Linked DNA regions of Homo sapiens: region 1 is linked to region 2. A link is a loop called in an ENCODE intact Hi-C map of the cell type or tissue named here. Cell type or tissue: mammary epithelial cell. All regions are shown on one strand. Each heading gives the region's core, and the rest is flanking DNA. Links, peaks and the distances in the headings are about the cores only.

Evidence for each region. A loop is a pair of places that touch in the nucleus more often than their neighbours do. Peaks named below come from ENCODE experiments on the same cell type or tissue, not always from the same donor. Only the 100,000 strongest peaks of a DNase experiment are listed, where the experiment ranks them.
Region 1: it touches region 2 in a loop (7-fold over the local background); 3 of 110 quality-filtered maps call a loop at or near these places.

The regions. Positions count from the first base shown.
Region 1 is chr3:134,354,405-134,362,734 of GRCh38, forward strand. It overlaps AMOTL2 (angiomotin like 2), which reads right to left. Exons shown (of 10, transcript NM_016201.4): 6 at 7,108-7,403; 7 at 5,702-6,009; 8 at 4,879-5,099; 9 at 4,136-4,315; 10 at 943-3,359. The coding sequence ends at 3,301. Among named protein-coding and RNA genes, the nearest start is that of MIR6827, 9.3 kb to the right of the region's middle. RefSeq lists an enhancer at 5,086-5,646 and a silencer at 6,943-7,237. In mammary epithelial cell, for the core only: a CTCF peak has its summit at 4,282 (motif pointing right); a DNase peak (open chromatin) is centred at 3,677; H3K27ac peaks cover 1,138 bases.
Region 2 is chr3:134,444,542-134,452,873 of GRCh38, forward strand. No RefSeq gene overlaps it. Among named protein-coding and RNA genes, the nearest start is that of MIR4788, 11 kb to the left of the region's middle. In mammary epithelial cell, for the core only: a CTCF peak has its summit at 4,921 (motif pointing left); a DNase peak (open chromatin) is centred at 2,440.

The sequences.
Region 1 (8,330 bases), core at 1-8,000, 90 kb before region 2:
CCTCACACCTTTCTCTGGGACACATGGTCAGGCACGCATGTACACATGTGCACACAAATGCACATGCACGTACATGTGCTGGGTACACTGGGACCGATTTCTTATTCCTCCTGGTCTGTGCCAAGGAAACATTAAAGTGACTTTCCACAGACTGGATCTCACAGAAGGTGCAGATGCTTTGGAAGCCCCTGGCCAAAGGTACTGGGGTGAGATGGCACTGTTGTCAGGGCTTATTGTTCACAGGTCTGAGTTGCCAAGCTGTCCTTTGGAACTCCCTGCCACAGGCACCGACATTTTGTTTTGGACAGCAAGTCAGCAAATGTAGCCATGGGCTGCTGTGGCCCAGGGAGGAGCAGCTGTGGGAGGGTGAGAAGGAGCCCTATTGTTCAGGCCGCCTCCATGCACTAGGCCTGCATGTCAGGTGAGTAACCTATTTGTGAAGCTGACTCTAGTTCAGGGCTCAATGGGAGAAAGGCTGGCATAGATAGTGCCCCAGTGGCAGGAGGCAGGCTGGAGGGTTGGGTGGAGGTGTGGCCATGGGGTGGGTTTGATGCCTCTGCATGGAGAGCTCCTCATCCAGTGGGACCCATCACCATCTGCAAAGTTGCTAGAAAAGTTTCTGGATGTTTCCAATTCTTCCACCTGCTTGTCTTCATACTTGTGGGCTGGTAGGCCAGCTCGGGAAGACACCTTCTCTAGGATCTCAACTTAGTTACTCATCAACATGGCTCCCGAGTTCCCACATTGGCCCCGAAGACACTTCACTCACGGCCATGGTGGGAAACTGTTCCTGTCACATGTCACGTAGGCTGTCTGGTAGCCTGCTGCTGCCTCATGGCCAGCTAACTGCTGGCCACATGCTGACTGGGAACCTCAGGGTCCTAACACACTTATAGAAGCACAAGACAGGTATTTTGTTTCTGATACAAGAACAAGCAAGACTGAGAATGGCTTTCTTTAATTTTGAATTGGAGCAATATGCTTTCCTGAGCATCAGGAAAGAGTGGTGATGTCACAGCAAAGGAGGGAGGCGGTGGCTAAGAACATGCACATTCTTGAATGTCCTCTGCATGGTGCCTGGCCTTCTGGATGGTTTCGGACAAAACTTTATGTGCTAGGTGGGAGTGGGAAAAGGAGTGGGGGAAGGATAAAGCCATCTTTGGACACCCACTCCCACTGTGGATAACCACAGCGTGTGGCCGAACAAAGCTGATTAGAACACAGCCCTACCTCGGGAGGCTGCCATCTGCCAGGCCCTCCTTCCCCTCCCAGCCTTCAAGAAATGTTATCTATGAAAGGGGAAAAATGCCAGCCACATCCTCATTCCAACTCTATCCTTAATGCAGCTTCACAAAATTCCTAAATTCTATCTTGGGTCCTTGAAGAGATTGGACTATGACTTGGGTGGCCCCCCAAAATCCTCACCCTTTCCCTTCCCTCAGTGCAAAGTCTCACCTGTGCAAAGACATCACTTTTAATTATTTTTTTTTAATTAAAATACTGTTATACCCAGTGGAATGCGGCAGCAATCCTGGTACAGGGTGGCATAACAAAACAGCCATGTTTACATTTTAAATATTTACGATAACTTAAACATACAGACACACATCATGGTCTTTGGCAGAAAATGTTCACAGCACAAAAAATACTTTAAAAGAAATACCAAATATTAATCCAAAATATATTAAGTTGTTTTTTTTCTTTCACAATATTTTTTGCCTTTTTTTCCTCTTTTTTCTTTTTGCTTTGTAAACAATGCACATGAACCAAATGTATTTTTCAGCTTTAAACAGGGGTAGGGGAATTTTTTAAAAAAAATTGCAATTGTCCAGCAAATGCAAATGTTTAAAAAGGAAACTTGAGGAACCATGGAAATAAAACAACACATACCAAACCTAAAAACGATAAAGGAAGAAAACAAAGAATCAAGGAGAACTAAAAACGGTAAAGACAAAACTGCTAAAACCCACCAATAGCTCCTGGGGCTGAAGTGAGGGACTCTTTAAGACCAGAAGTCAAAGTCACTGCTGCTAGCAGGCTGCCATGTGGGTGTTTCACCCCAATTCCAAAGCATCTGGTGCTGCTTTAGGGCGCTGGGCATGGGTAGCTTGAGGAGCCAGCCTCCTGGGCACTGTTTTGTGATGGGGGCTCCATTCAGAGGACTATTTGACTCTTGTAGCTCATTAACTAGTTTTCAACTGCTTTGCTCCTCTCCCAAACCCTCCAGGTGGGAATGAAGACACTTATGCTAACAAGACATCTCCAGTTTCTCAGAAAGAACTGGTACCGGGTAGGGCCACCGAAGCCCACCTGGGGGCATGGCAGATGTCTGTTCACGGTGGCTCATTTCATCTGGCTCAGGGTTTATGACCAAACTGACAGGATGTTCCAGGGACAGGAGCTGTGGAGCCACTTCAAGAGGCTGGTGGTGGGGGTCCCGTGGGCATTTATAGGGCTCAAGATAGAGGAAAAGGCAGCCGAGATCCTGGGAATCGAGCAGCTTTAACATCCACGGGCCAGGAACTTGAGGAGGAGGCATAACTGGGAGGCCAGTCAGAAGTTTCAGAAACTGACAGTAGGAAGAGGGGAGCACAGCCCATGGAGACACATCGGAACCTGCAGGCCTCAGTCTTCTGTTCCACAAGAAAGGGAATTATATACAAACTGCGCACTGTCTCCCAGTCCACTTAAATGGCCCCTCACCCACAGCAAGTGAGAAGGTGAGGCTGTGTCTTCTCCAAGACTAACACCCTTAATAGTCCCCAAAAAATTCAAGTCTTAGTATCCCAAGAAGGCAGTGAGGAACTGAAGAGCAGATGACGTTGGCTGGAACCAAACTTAGCCAGAGAACAATATGGCTGACTTGATTAGTGAACCAGTCCACCTGGTGTCCACGGGCAGCCGTCCGTGGAAATTAGTTCCCCAAACCAACACAGCCACTCCCTCCCTGCCTGACTGACAACTGGCAGGGCAGAGGGAGCTCAGCTCCTTTCTGAGCTGTCAGTTGCTACCCCAGTAGCAGGCCTTGGGCAAGAAGTCAAGGCTGAATCCTCATTCTCCATAAGGCCCGGAGGAATGTGGGCTAAGAAGCAGAGTCTTCTGGGGGTGCCGGTGCTCTCACAGCTCTCCTCTCCCCTGGGGTCCTCCTCCTGAGCTCCTGGGACCAGATGGTCAATGGGAATGAGTGTCTGGCTGGGGAAAGGGACGGAGCAGCGGTTGACGGGGCTGCTGAAATGGCTGAGAGTGGCACAGGGCAGAGGAGGGGAGAGAATGGCTCAGAGTCCTGAAGCACCACCTCCTTCAGATCAGTATCTCCACCATGTCTGACAAGTCCTGGACTCTGGATGTAGCTACAGAGTCTGGAGACAGACAAGAACACAGGCACATGCCAATGAGTGTTACTAGATTGCTTTTAAAATCCTGGCACATTTGAAAGACAAAGATCGTTCTTCACCAACTTTTCCCACCTCTGCTGCCCAGGTTCCCAGAACTCGGCCAACCAAGCACAATGCTCTGCCCCCTTTCAGTGCTCAGCCCAGCCCACCAACCTCCGATGTGTAGGATGCATTTGTTTCTAACTTTGAACTGGTTGGAGGGCTTAGAGAGAGCAATGGAGAGCCCTGAGGGAGGCAGGCTGCAGCATTCTTTTCATGCCTGTGGTTTTCTGAGATCATGAGGCACAGGCAAATATGCAAAGGCCAATGTGAAAGGGGAGTGGAAAAAGAAATGGCATCTTCTCAGATTTCTCCTTCCCGGACTCTTTAAACAGGCTTCCAGAGTGCCATCGGCATGACTTGCGAGCTCCATTCTCTTGGATAATCAAATTGGAAATTAACTATGTAGGGAAGACCATGAAAGAGGAGCTAAAGTGCCTCCCATCTGGTTGCTTTCTTTCTGAATTCTGGATCTGCCTCTAATCAGGGTTTCCAATTTCCCTATTCATGCAACCAGCCATCCCTCATGTTCACATTGAGGTGGGCCAGGCACCCTGCTCACCTCTGGCTATGCACGGCTCCCCATGGAGTGCGGGCAATGACCCGGAGGGGGTCTGGGAAGAAAAGGCCTTGTGTTCCAGTTCACACCCCAGTGCCCCCTCGGCCCTACCTAGCACAGAAGTGGGGTCAGGAGGACTTACCCAGAGAGGCTGCTCTCTGGCTACTGCTGCACCCCAGAAGGCTGTCAGGCTCCGGTGGCAGGCAGGTGGAGGTGCTGTCTGGGGGGCCCTCAGTCTGGGTGCTCCCATCTCTGCTCCCGTGTTTGGCATGGGCAGCAGGGGGAGCTGTGACCACTGGCTCCTCTGTGGGTGCTCTGTCTGCTGGAAAGGTAGGTGGATGGTTATTGCCATGCCTGTAAGATGTGGCCCTGGTGAAGGACACTCTAAGTTAACTGTCCCTGCTGGGGATTCAAGGTGGAGTGGGCTGCTCTTGATTTGCAAGAACTTTAAGACTAAAAATGCTCCTATTTTCAAATGGGAATAACTACCAGATTGGATTGGCTTCCAAATGTTTTGGGTGGTGGGACCCTTCCTTATAGATTAAATCTTCTAGAGTTTCTGTGGCATCTGCTTAGAAGGAAGAGTGGAGGGAGCTTGCATACAAGGTGTATCTGCACAGGAAGCTCTATTTTTCTTAGTTCAGTGGCTGGGGCTGAAGCATGATAGAATTTATGGTGATGGGGACTAAGTACCCCTCTTCACACTGGCAGGAGAGCCTTGCGCTGTAGAGTCACTAGAGGCAGAGAATAAGCCAGCTCCCCTGGAAGAGGGTCAGGAAGCCCTGGCTCCTATAGCCTCAGTTCTGGGAGGAAAGGTCTGGCAATCTGTGTTCAGGCCCAGGAGAAATTACCTCTCAATCTATCCCAGCAGTAGCCTCCTCTTACCTGTAGTCAGCCGAGCAGGGGCGTCTGCTGTTTGTCGCTCACTAGAAGAGAGCCCTTGCCAGCCCTGGGTTCCTGCTGCCGCAGCCGCGAAAACAGATGGCACCGACTTGGCAGGCCGCAGGGAGCCCTGGATGGCCTTGCCAGGGTCTCTCCTGGAGCGCTGCTGAAGGACCTTGATCACTGCATCCTTCTCCAGGATCTGGGCATGGAGCACCTTTAACCTGAGGGGTGAGAGGCCATGCCCACATTGTCAGACCCACAGATCCAACAGCCTCCACCCTTCCTGCCTCATAGGAGTTAGAGGAAAAGCCCCCCCCAACTCCCCCAACCCTGCCAGGCTGGATCCTTCTGTGCTTGTAGCAGGGACCCAGAGAGGGCTTAGAAATGGCACCACAGCTCTGGAATTTGATGCTCTTAGAGCCCAGGCTCTGAAAACCACCAGTGCATAAGGCCCTGGGCCCTTCTCACACCAGCAAAGGCAGGCCATTAAGGATGGGTTCCAGATTCATCAGATGATAGTGGCGGCACAGCCCTCATCCTGGAGGGCGGCACTCCGGAGAGGGGAGGCAGGGCCCAAGCACTGGATGGCACCCAACACCTCCACAGTAAGAGTCTCCTGGGCAGACCAAGGACTCGGTATTTCTGGGCAAATGCATGTTTACAGTGCCTGGTGTGCCAATCATGCAGGTTCAGCTCAGAAGCAGGAGGGACTGCTGAGCTCTATGGGGAAAGGGGCCTGTTTATCAGGGATCAAGGGCAGGGCAGTGACTGGACATTGCCACCCACCCCCCCAACCTCAGGTGCCTGGCCTGCAATGCCGAACCTGCTTTCCATCTCCTGATGCCTGTGGCCACCAGTGAGCAGACCCTCATTGAAGCTGCTGCTGGGTGAGGGCTGGGGGGAATGTCGGATGAGAGTGGTGTCACGCTGAGCAGCAGCCGTGGCAGCCGCATCCATGGCAAACTGCCTCATGGCACGTTCCTCCAAATACTTCTGCTCCCACTTGGTCATGTCGGCCTCCAGCGCCAGGATCTGCTCCTCCTTCTCTCGCAGTTGTTCTGACAGTCGCAGGGCGCTGAGCTCTGGAGACCCACCACTGCCACTGCTACCACCTGGGGCACCTGCCTGTCTCTGCAGAGCAAGGAGTAGAGACCGTGGTCAAGGGTGCAGGTTGGGGTGTGGCAGCCACTGGTCTTCGCCTCCACACGACTGTCACTTGTACATGTACGTGTTCAGCCATACACAGCATACATTTCCCCATCCTTCCTCTACCGAAATGGGGATACAGCACAGGTCCCCATACCCCTGCCCTGAATCCTAGGGCAAGGGCATAGAGACCAGACAGATAATCCTCCAAACTGGCAAAGGGGGTGCTATCAATAATTATACTGGGAAAACTGGTGTACATTAGAACAGAACTGGGCAAACCAGGGGGTTCAGTCACACTACCTCTGTGGCAAGGGTAGGTTTGGGAGTGGAGAAATAACTCTATTTGGTTTGTAAACACCAAGAGTTGTTTACACAGAAGTCCGAAGTGAGGCTAAGCACAGTGGATCTGGACAACCATCTTTCCTCCCAATCTTGGGGAGGCATATAAAAGCTGGCTGGTGGCCAGACGCAGTGGCTCATGCCTGTAATCCCAGCACTTTGGGAGGCCAAGGTCGGCGGACCACGTGAGGTCAGGGGTTCAAGACCAGCCTGGCCAATATGGTGAAACCTCATCTCTACTAAAAATACAAAAATTAGCTGGGCGTGGTGGCGCACGCCTGTAGTCTCAGCTACTCGGGAGGCTGAGGCAAGAGAATGGCTTGAACCTGGGAGGTGGAAGTTGCAGTGAGCGTTCGCGCCACTGCACTCCAGCCTGGGCGACAGAATGAGATTCCATCTCAAAAAAAAAAAAGCTCGCAGGCCTTCTATATCCAGGTTCCTGACTTACTTTCTCTAGAGGTCAAGGACAACTAGCCCTGCTGCTGCCGAGGACAGGAGTCCCCCGAGGCTGGACATGGGCCAGGTGGCAGGGCCTCTACTAAGACAACGAGTGGAAGGGAGCACGCAGCAAAGGTGGAGCAGAGAGCAATCATCCTCGCCGCCTTCCAACGGGCCTGCAGCCTAGATCTAAGCAGGGGCTCCCGGGGCCTCAGCCCTGGCCTCCAAACCTACAGTCCCCGAGGAGGAAGGGAAGCCAACATCCTCAGATGCTGCCCTAGCCTGGAGACTTTCTCAGCTCACCTGCTGTGCACGCAGGGCCTTGAGTTCCTGCTCCAGGCGAGTCCGCAGACGCAGCTCCAGCTGCTCCCGCTTCTCACAGGCTGCCTGCAGCTGCCCGAGCGCCTGCTGCAGCCGCTCCACTTTCTCCACATAGGCCTGCTTCTTGCGCAGCTCCTCTTCGGCTCGAGCTGCCCGGCCCTGCGCATTGCCCAGAGCCTGCTCCAGCAGCTCGGCACGCCGCCGCTGGTCCTCGATGGCGCCGCGCAGCAGTGCCATCTCTCGCTCCAGCTTCTCTTGCTCCTGCTGCTGTTCGTAGCCTGTAGGGAGAAAGAGGCTTGATCAGTGACAGTGACCACGTTGGCTGGCCCCATTGCCTCCTGGGCTCAGTGCTGACCACTGGATGAGCACAGTTGCTTCTCATTCTCTCAAAAATAACAGGAATAAGGTACCACTATTAACCCTGTTTCATGGAAGAAGAAACCAAGGCTCATGTTAAGTCAGGAGTAAATGACAGAGCCCAATTCCAGGACCCTTGCAGTAACAACTGGGCTACCCTGCCTTTCTACTGGGACATACTGCCATGGGACAGCCCCAAACACCATCCACTTGTGCCAGGGGCACCATGTCTAAAACACATCCACAATATCCCTTGAACCTTGTGACGGCTCGAGACTGTTGAGGTAGGAACTGTGATGCCCATGTACAGATGAGAAAATAGAGACTCAGGTAGGCTGTGACATGGTCCTCCTTCCAGTGGGAGAATGAAAGAAGGGGGAACAGAACCACCATCGGCTGTCGGCACACCAGGCCCTTACACATCTTATTCCACGAATCCTCCAGCCCCTCCAGGGAGGATTTGGGATCCCCAACTTATAGGGGAGAAACATAGGAGGTGAATGGTGCTGCCAAATGGAAACCCCAGTTGGCCACACTACAAAGGCCCAGGCTGCCTCTGGCTACATGGTGAGGCGTTTGTACTTATAGGCCACCCAGAGCTCTGGGGCTCCTTCTGCAGACCCAGGCCGAGAGGTCCGTTGAGGGCTACATTTCCTTCCATGGTCTGAAAAGAACACTGAGATGTAAGCAACCAGGCTCAGAAGGAAATGCAAAGTCTGCAGTACAGTGAAAATGACTATGGCCCAAAGATTAGTGTGTAAGGGTCAAGCTATCCTGACTTTTAAATCATTTTGTTAATTGCCCAAAGAAACTGCTCAGAGGCCCTCTCCATAGGGCCAGGAGAAGCC
Region 2 (8,332 bases), core at 262-8,261:
TGACCAAGCTGGTCTCAAACTCCTGACCTCATTTCTTTCAGAATTTTTAAAGTGTCATTCCACTGTCTTCTGGCTTGCACTTTTTTCTAATGATAAATCATGGAAATTCTCATTTTGTTTTTTATGTGTTATTTGTCTTTTAAAAATCTGTCTGCTTTTACGATTTTCTCCTTATCCTTGGTTTTCAGCAATATGCTGTCATGTAGTTTTATTTGTGCATACCTTTCTTGGGATTAAGTGAGTTTACTAAATCTGTGGTTTTAGAAATGTTTTCAAATTTGGAAGAATTTCAGGTATTATTTCATCAAGTATTTTTCTGGCCTTTACTTCTTCACACATATGTTCAACTACTTGATATGTTTCCATAGTTAATAGGCTCTGTTAATTTATTTTAGTCTTTTTTTTCTTTTGCATGTATCATTTTGGAGGGTTTTTATTGTTATGTCTTCAAATTCACTTGCCTTTTCTTCTGCAGTGTTTAATTAGCTGGTAATTTCATCCAATAAAGTTTTAATTTAATACCTCTTTTTTTATCCGTATAGTTTTTATTTGTTCTTTTTTATAGCTCTCATTTCTTTTCGCATTATGTCTGTTTACATGAGCATATTTGTAATAGTTGTTTTAATATCCTTTTTTGTTAACTCCAAAGTCTCTGTCATTCTGGGTATGTTTTTATTGACTGATGTTTCCCCTAAGTATGGGTCACATTTTCCTGCATTTTTGTATGTCTAGTAATTTTTACTGGATGCTAGGCATTGTCACAGTTACCTTTTTGAGTGGATGACTTCTGTTTCTTGTAAAGAATATTAAATTTTTATTGTGGCATGCACTTAGGGAACTTAGAATCAGCTCATTTTTTTCAAAGTTTGTGTTAAATTTTTCTAAGGCAGGTCTAGAGTAGCCTTTATTTTAGGTCTCTTTTATTTAGTTTTACTACCAAGTTACAACTCTTCTAGGATCTGCACTGAGTTCACTGGGTGTTAAATGAGATCTCTTCCCTCTGGCTGGATCTCTACTATCTCATAGCCTGTGTAAGCTCTAGGAACTGTTCAGCATACAGATTCTCAGTACTTCTTTGCATAGCTTTGTGGAGTTTTAACCTAAGCATTCAGAGCTTAGTTTTCAGCAATAGATTCAAGGAGACCCCTATGCAGATTCTAGGCTCGTTCTCTGCATAGTTCTCTCTGTTCCAGTGCTCTGCCCCATAAATTCCAGCTGATTTAGCCTCCCTTAACCCTGATCTCTGCTTGCTTAACTTGGCAAGACTGCAGTGTTATGCTTGTGTTCCTTCCCCTGCACCACTGTCTGGAAAAGTGACTCTTGGCAGAAAGCCAGGGAAACTGTAGGGCTTGCTTGTTTGTTTCATGACTCTTGTTGATCATAGTTCTGCACTTCTTGTTGTCTAGGATTTGGAAATAGCTGTTTCATAAATTTGTCCAACTTTCTTATTGTTTTCAGTGGTAGGACAACTCTGGTAGCAGTTACTCTGTCATAACTATAAGATAGAGATGAGCTTTTAAAAAGACCACATTCACAGCAGTGGTGACTATAAGCTTTTTTTCATACAGCCTCACATGAAGGAGCTTTGGGAACTGAAAAGGACTATGGAGAATCAGAGATCTTGAGATTTGACAGTGGTAGCAGAAGTCCAAGATGCCAGGGAAGATAGCTTAGCAGAAAATCTGACAGCCAGGCTAGAACAATCAGGATTTCTGATGTGTAGGCTTGGAATAGAATAGATTTCAGTACTTTCTATCTAAAAATTATTTGCCTCTTATTGAAGCAGAGGACCCAATATGAGATAGACAAGGGACTCTTCTTCTGATAATTGGATTGCAACCTTGGCTACATACTTAAATCATTGAGGGAGCTTTTACAAATCCTGGTTCTTAAGTTGTACTGAAAAAAATAAATCAGTCTGTGGGATGAGTCTAGGCATGTGTATCTTTTAAAGCTCCTTGGGTAATTTCAGTGTGCTGCCAAAGCTGGGGACCACTGCTCTAAGGTGCTCCACTGCCAGCATGGAGGGTTAGGGTTAGAGTTAGTATTAGGGTTTCACTTTGGGGAGCTCTATTAGCTGTTCTGCATATCTTGTCTCTTTACTATCCCCTTCCTTTCCTTTCCTGAACACTTTCTCAGCTGCTCTTGTTCTACTCAGAGGAAGACCCAGGTGATGAGACAGTGGGGAAGGCCAGGCAGGAGGTGTTGCAGTTGGGAGGAGGGAAGGGTGGACCCAGAAGAGGGTACAGGAAAGAACCCAGGAAGGGACCCAGGAAGGAGGAGGCAGAGAGCAGATGCTGCAGAAGCCAGGGTGTGTGGGGGTCCCCATTTCCCCTTCCCTTCTTTCTGCTGTCACACTTCCTTCCCCTGCTCCAGGCCCAAACAAGTCTGGAGCTAGCCAGCTCAGTTGGTGACTGTCCAATATCTTCTGCCCACACTTCCTGACCACAATCCTCCTTCGGGGTGATGAAAAGGCCCTGGAAGTCCCTTGCCATTTACTGAGGAAGCGTGGGCTTGTCTCCTGGGAACAGAAGCCGTAGACTTTCTGTGATGGAAAGTGCCATGGGTCAGAGCTCATGCCCTGCCACTGACTTGCAGAATGACCCTGGATCAGTTGCTTCTCCTCTCTGCACCTCAGTTTCCCCACTTCTAAAGTTAGAAGATTCAACTGCATGGTTTCCTTGATCCTCCACCTCTGTTTGAATGTGTGCAGGCAGCCTGTATTCCTTTGGGAAGGCTCCAGAAGTTGACTTTAAGGACCCTTTTCTCCCCAGAGGTGTGTGAGGTATGGTGAGTGTTGGCTCTGGCCTCTGCTCCTGAAGTGTGCCCAACTCTGAGGGGCAGGCTGGAAATAAAGACGGTTTTAGTAGCTGAGAAGACAGCAGGTGGATTGTTGGATGTGTAATGGATCATTAAGTGAAACTGGACCTTAGCATGGCCTTTTCTTTTCCTTTAAAGCTGAGAAAAATGACATTTCAAAAGGGTCATGTTGGGGGCAGACAACATGTTTGTTTTGAAAGGGACCACTCAGCACTCCCACTGATGATGTGGGAAAGGAAATACCTGCTCTCTGGGCTGAGGGTGTGCCATGGAGATTCCTGGAGATTGGGTGGGGTGAGGGTAGACAGCCAGATGGAGGGTGTGGGGAGAGGGCCCTGTCCTTGGAGGATGTCTGGGAGCTGGGTGGAAGCCAGTGCAACAGGGACTCTCAAGACAAGGTTGGGCCTGGGGCTGTCTCAGGATGTGCTTGGAGCAGCAGTGTGGGAGGGATTTCTGAGCATGGAAGAAGGGCACAAAGCGGGAGCCAGGTCCCCAACCTAGGACATGCAGCAATGCTCTGGTGGGGCTCGGCCACAGCCGGCAGCAGAGATGCCCTCACAAGGACATTGGGCAGAAGGGGCAGCAGTGCTGGGGCCAGCGGTGAGCAGGGAGACTGGAAGCATGTCTGCGGCCTTGCTTCAGAGCCCATGTGGGATGGCACCTGGGAACCCCCAGAAACATCTGGAGAGCGGACCAACAGAGAGCCCAGAGTCTCTGCATTGGGAAGGCAGGGACTCACAGTGCTTGGCCCACAGCTCACTGAGGCACCACACAGAACAAGGCAAAGGCTGATTACGAGAGCAAAATATGTAGCACCCAGTGTCCACAGGTGTGTTTACAGAACTGCTGCTGTGATTATCGTCATTGTTAATGAGCTATCATAGGAATGTTTTCATGAACTGTGGCCCAATTTACGTCGAACTTTTTGTTGACTTCTGCTTGGTTACCAGAGTGCCACTGTCCAGGCCTTTCCCTAACATTTGTGGGGCCTACATCAAGAATGCAAATAGAGGCCCACATACTTTAACATCATAAATTCAGCCCACAACCAACTTCAGGAGCAATGCGAATTATTTAATTTGAAAATCTTCCTCACTCCATATACAACTATTATGAACACAGCACTATATAATGAAAGCCTCTGGAGGCACACACTGGAACATGAAGAGAAGTTAGGAAACGAGTGCTCAGCATGACTGGGAAAGTATATTCTGTTAATGTCATGCCAGGCCACCTATTGCATTCATGCTGACAGGAAGGACTGGGCAAGTTAATTTGTCTTTTCTTGATCTAAGCACTTCCAACTCCAACTACGCACGCTGTTCCTCTCCAATGTTACAACATCACAGCATTCAGACAGTTGGTTTTGTTTTGAGGACACAGAGCAAAAGCTCCAGAGATGAGTTTTCCTGGTCCGTAACTGGTGCTAATTGAGAAAATGAATGTAAGGTTTTGTGTTTATAATATGTGGAGTGCTTGAAAGCATGGGGCCCTTCTTGCTGGGTCAGCATTGTTTTATTTCATCTAATTTTAGCTTTGGACCTTAGAAATAGACATTTCAGTTGAGTGTACTCCTCAGTGCATGACACAATATAATCTTCGGTGTGTCCAAGGGCCTCTTAACATCAGACATAAACTTCAGGTTGAGTTTTTCAAGAGATGAAGGGAACTATCACGTTAAGCTAAATGAATTGCTAAGATGATGATTCTCCTCTATTTTGAGAAATACAACTTAAAATGAATTTAAGATAGTTCAGCTTAACTCTTGAATTTTCAATCAAAAACAATTTTGAGGTTTTTCCTCAATATCAGTTAATAACCTATCAAGGATCAGAAGGACCAACCCCATTGGACATCAATAAATATTTATAGAGGTGAGTGTTTGGATTTCATGGGAGGAGGATACAGGGAAGCAAAGAAGGGGTGCCAAGCTTGCAGGCTGGCTGCCTATATGTGAGAAACAGGGGGTACAGCTTGTCTTATGTCCCCATCACTGGCTTATCCACTGTGGCCTTCCCCAGCAGTCAGCCACTTCTCTTCCTCCTGGCCGGGATTCTCTGAGTTAGGCTTGCTGGCCTTCCAATCTCTGTGTTTCCTGCCCCCTGCTGTCCATTCAGCTGGCACTGCTGGAGCCTCAACAATGTTTCTGGTGTCTCTTCCAACCCCAGGGGCCTGCCTGTGCTCTGTTGTGCCTATGCCTTTATCTCACCCCTACTGTACCCCCTGGAGCCAAAGGCTGTGCTTATAGAGACACTCACCTTGGTTATCAATCATGGAATGGAACACTGGGAGTGAGCACACCCGCATAAGCCTGCCATGTTGGCAGCCAGTGGAAGGTGCCACTCAGTTCTCCCTCCGAGGGAACCTTGTGATGAGAGTGTAGTGAGCTGATGGCCACCAGCTGCGGCACCTTCAGGGTCTGTTGCTGTGTTTGAGCAGAGGCCACACTCTCCTGGGCAGCAATGGCCAATGACTGTGCACAGCAGAGGCACTAGGGCCTTGACAATTTCTGTGCAATGCAGGATTTCTCTAATGAGTGATCTTGGTTCTAGAGCTCCCTCTTGGGCTGGCTGAGATTTTCCGGGGGCTGTACTGCTCTGAGGCTCTCCGTACCCACACACACCTCCTTCCTTCCCCATCTCCTTTTGCAAGGATCAGGACTGCATTGCAGTTTGAAGGCTCTTTCTGCCTCCTCCTGCTCCTTCTTCCCTTTCAATCTTCACAGTCATTTCCCCTAATAAATCTCTTTGCATTTCTAACTCCATCCTGCCATCTGCTTCCCGGAGGACCTGAATTGACCCAACTTGTGAGGCAGTCTGTGTTAGAAGAGCCATGTGTGGCTTTTCAATTGCTGGCAGAGAGGGAAAGAGTGGTTTGAGGGTAGGGTGGATCAGCAGTGGCCCGTCCAGAGCCACTTCCCTGTAAGAGCACTGCTTGAGCAGGAAGTGAAATGGGGCAAAGTGTAATGGGGCCCCTTGCTTGCTATATTCCCCTAGGTCTGCCCCCTTTTCTGTAAAGAATATAGACAGCCTGGGATCAAGTCTGGTGCTCATCTGCTCCTTTGGCCGTTATTCACCCCCAAGCTCCACTGCTTTTACAGGATCTTGCAACAGGTGGAGTGCAACTGGGAAGACACTGGCAGTGAGGCCCTGTTTTCATTTGGCTGAATTTCCTACACTGAATTCATATCTGTTGCTACTTATTTGTGCAAATATCTTGTCAATGTCTATCTTCACCCTCAGAATATAAGCCCCATGATTAGGGGAACCCTGACTGTCCTATTCAGAGTTGATTCCCTAGAACCAAAATGTTGTCTAAAACATAACAGGTACTCAAAAATATTGCTTGATGAATAAATGAGTGGGTGAATGCAGGGTAGACCATATTCTTATTCTTCCAGCAGCTTTAAAAACAAACCAAGAATTATATTTTGGTTTGTTCCAACAGTTGGGATGCTGATTATCCCAACAGTTGAGTATTCTAGCCAAAAAATATATGTCCCACATATATTTTTGTAAATGTAATGGGCACATTCCCTGTGGTTCCTGTTTTAGAGCTGTCATCTTGTCTTCAAGATCATTTTCTTTTTTCCCCATGTGAAACCTGTTTCCACATCCCCTGCACCCAGACTTCCCCCAGGAGGCTAAAGCCAGCCCTATCTGTGTTGGGTAACTTATTTAGGGTGTCTGAGATTACTCCTAACTCCAGGAAAGCCTGTGAGATGACATTCCAAAGAGCACTCCCCCACTGTCTTCTTTCATATAAATAATTACAGGCTCTTCTTCCCAAGGTTCTGAAAAAACTTCCCCATGGGCCAGAGTCCCTTGGAAAGTGGTCCAAGCCCACTGTCAGCGAGGTACAGTCACACATAAAAACCGTCCTCTGTCACTTTTTACACGCATGGGGCAAGCCCACAAGTAACCATTTGTCAATACTGAGAAGAAAAACAATGGTCAAGCTCAAGAGTTAAGTCCATTCAAGACTTGCTGGGTGATATGGTTTAGGTTTATGTACCCACCCAAATCTCATGTTGAATTGTAATCCCCAGTGTTGGAGGAGGGACCTGGTAGGAGGTGTTTGGATCATGGGGCGGATTTCCCCCTTGCTGTTCTTATTACAGTGAGTGAGTTCTCACGAGATCTCATTGTTTGAAAGTGTGTAGCACTTCCCACTTCACTCTGTCTCTTTTGCCAGCCATGTGAAGATGTGCTGGCTTCCCTTTTGCCTTCGGCCATGATTGTAAGTTTCCTGAGGCCTCCCCAGAAGCAGAAGCCTGTACAGCCCACAGAACCTTAAGCCAATTAAACTTTTCTTTATAAATTACCTGGTCTCAGGTATGTCTTTATAGTAGTGCAAGAAGGCACCAACACACTGGGCTTTCACAGAGTGGGGGAGGGAGGACTTTTCTACTCTTATGTCTTCACCAAGGAACAAAACAGAAACTGTTTGCTGAAAAGGCAGTAAGCTGGGATGGTTATTGCTGAGCCATGGCTCCTTTGAAAAATAGGGTTAGTTGGCTCATGTGGAATGTATTATATGTGCTCACAGAGGGGGCTGGGCTCTGGATAAAGTCCTGTGTTTCCTTCCCACCTGGTTACCTCAGGACACTGAGACAACTAAAGGGCAAGTTACCAGACCAGGGATGAGTCCTTTCAGCAAAAGAGTCTCTCTATCTGAGTCTCACTCACTTGTGTACTCTGTCTGTCTTCCAGAAAACATTATATAGAAGGAAAGTTCTCCAAGATCAAGGCAGGAAATAGTATATTCATTCAACAAACACTCATGACATGTGTTCCATGTGCCAGGAATTGCTCTAAGAGCTGAGGATGCAGCAGTAAAAAAACACATGACCCCTGTTCTTGTAGAGCTTGTGCTTTAATGTAGAGGAAAGACAAGGAAATAAACTAGCAGCAAATAAAAGGAAAAAGCAATTTCTGATAGTAATGAGTTCCAGGAAGACAATAAGACAAGATAATGTGATGGAGAGGATGGGTTCTCTTTGACTTGAGACATGGGTTAGTGAGGGGTTTGCTAATTTGGATTGGTAGTCAGGAAGTAGTGCAAGAAGGCACTAACTTCTTGCACTTCTTCACCAAACAGGTGCCATTTGAGTTAATACCTGAACAACCCCAAAAAGCTAGCCACACAAAGACATAGGGGTAGCATTCTCCCTGCAGAAGGAAGAGCAAGAGCTGAGGTAGGAATGAGCTACACGTGTTTGAGGAATCAAAGGAAGGTCCAAGTGATTGAAGTACAATGGACTTGGGGAGAGGACAGGACAGAGAAGTAGAAGGGGCCAGATTACATGATGATAACCAAACTCATTAACTAATGAAAACATCATCAGTTCTATGCCTCTCTCAATCTCTAGGCACTTAACACCAGGGGCCTGTTTATGTAGAAATTGCTGATTGACTATAGGCTGTGGGATCTGAGACAGTGTTGGTCACTTCCACAATCACACATATATGCAGGTGTATCTAGAATTCTTCATTCCTGCCAAGCTTCTGGC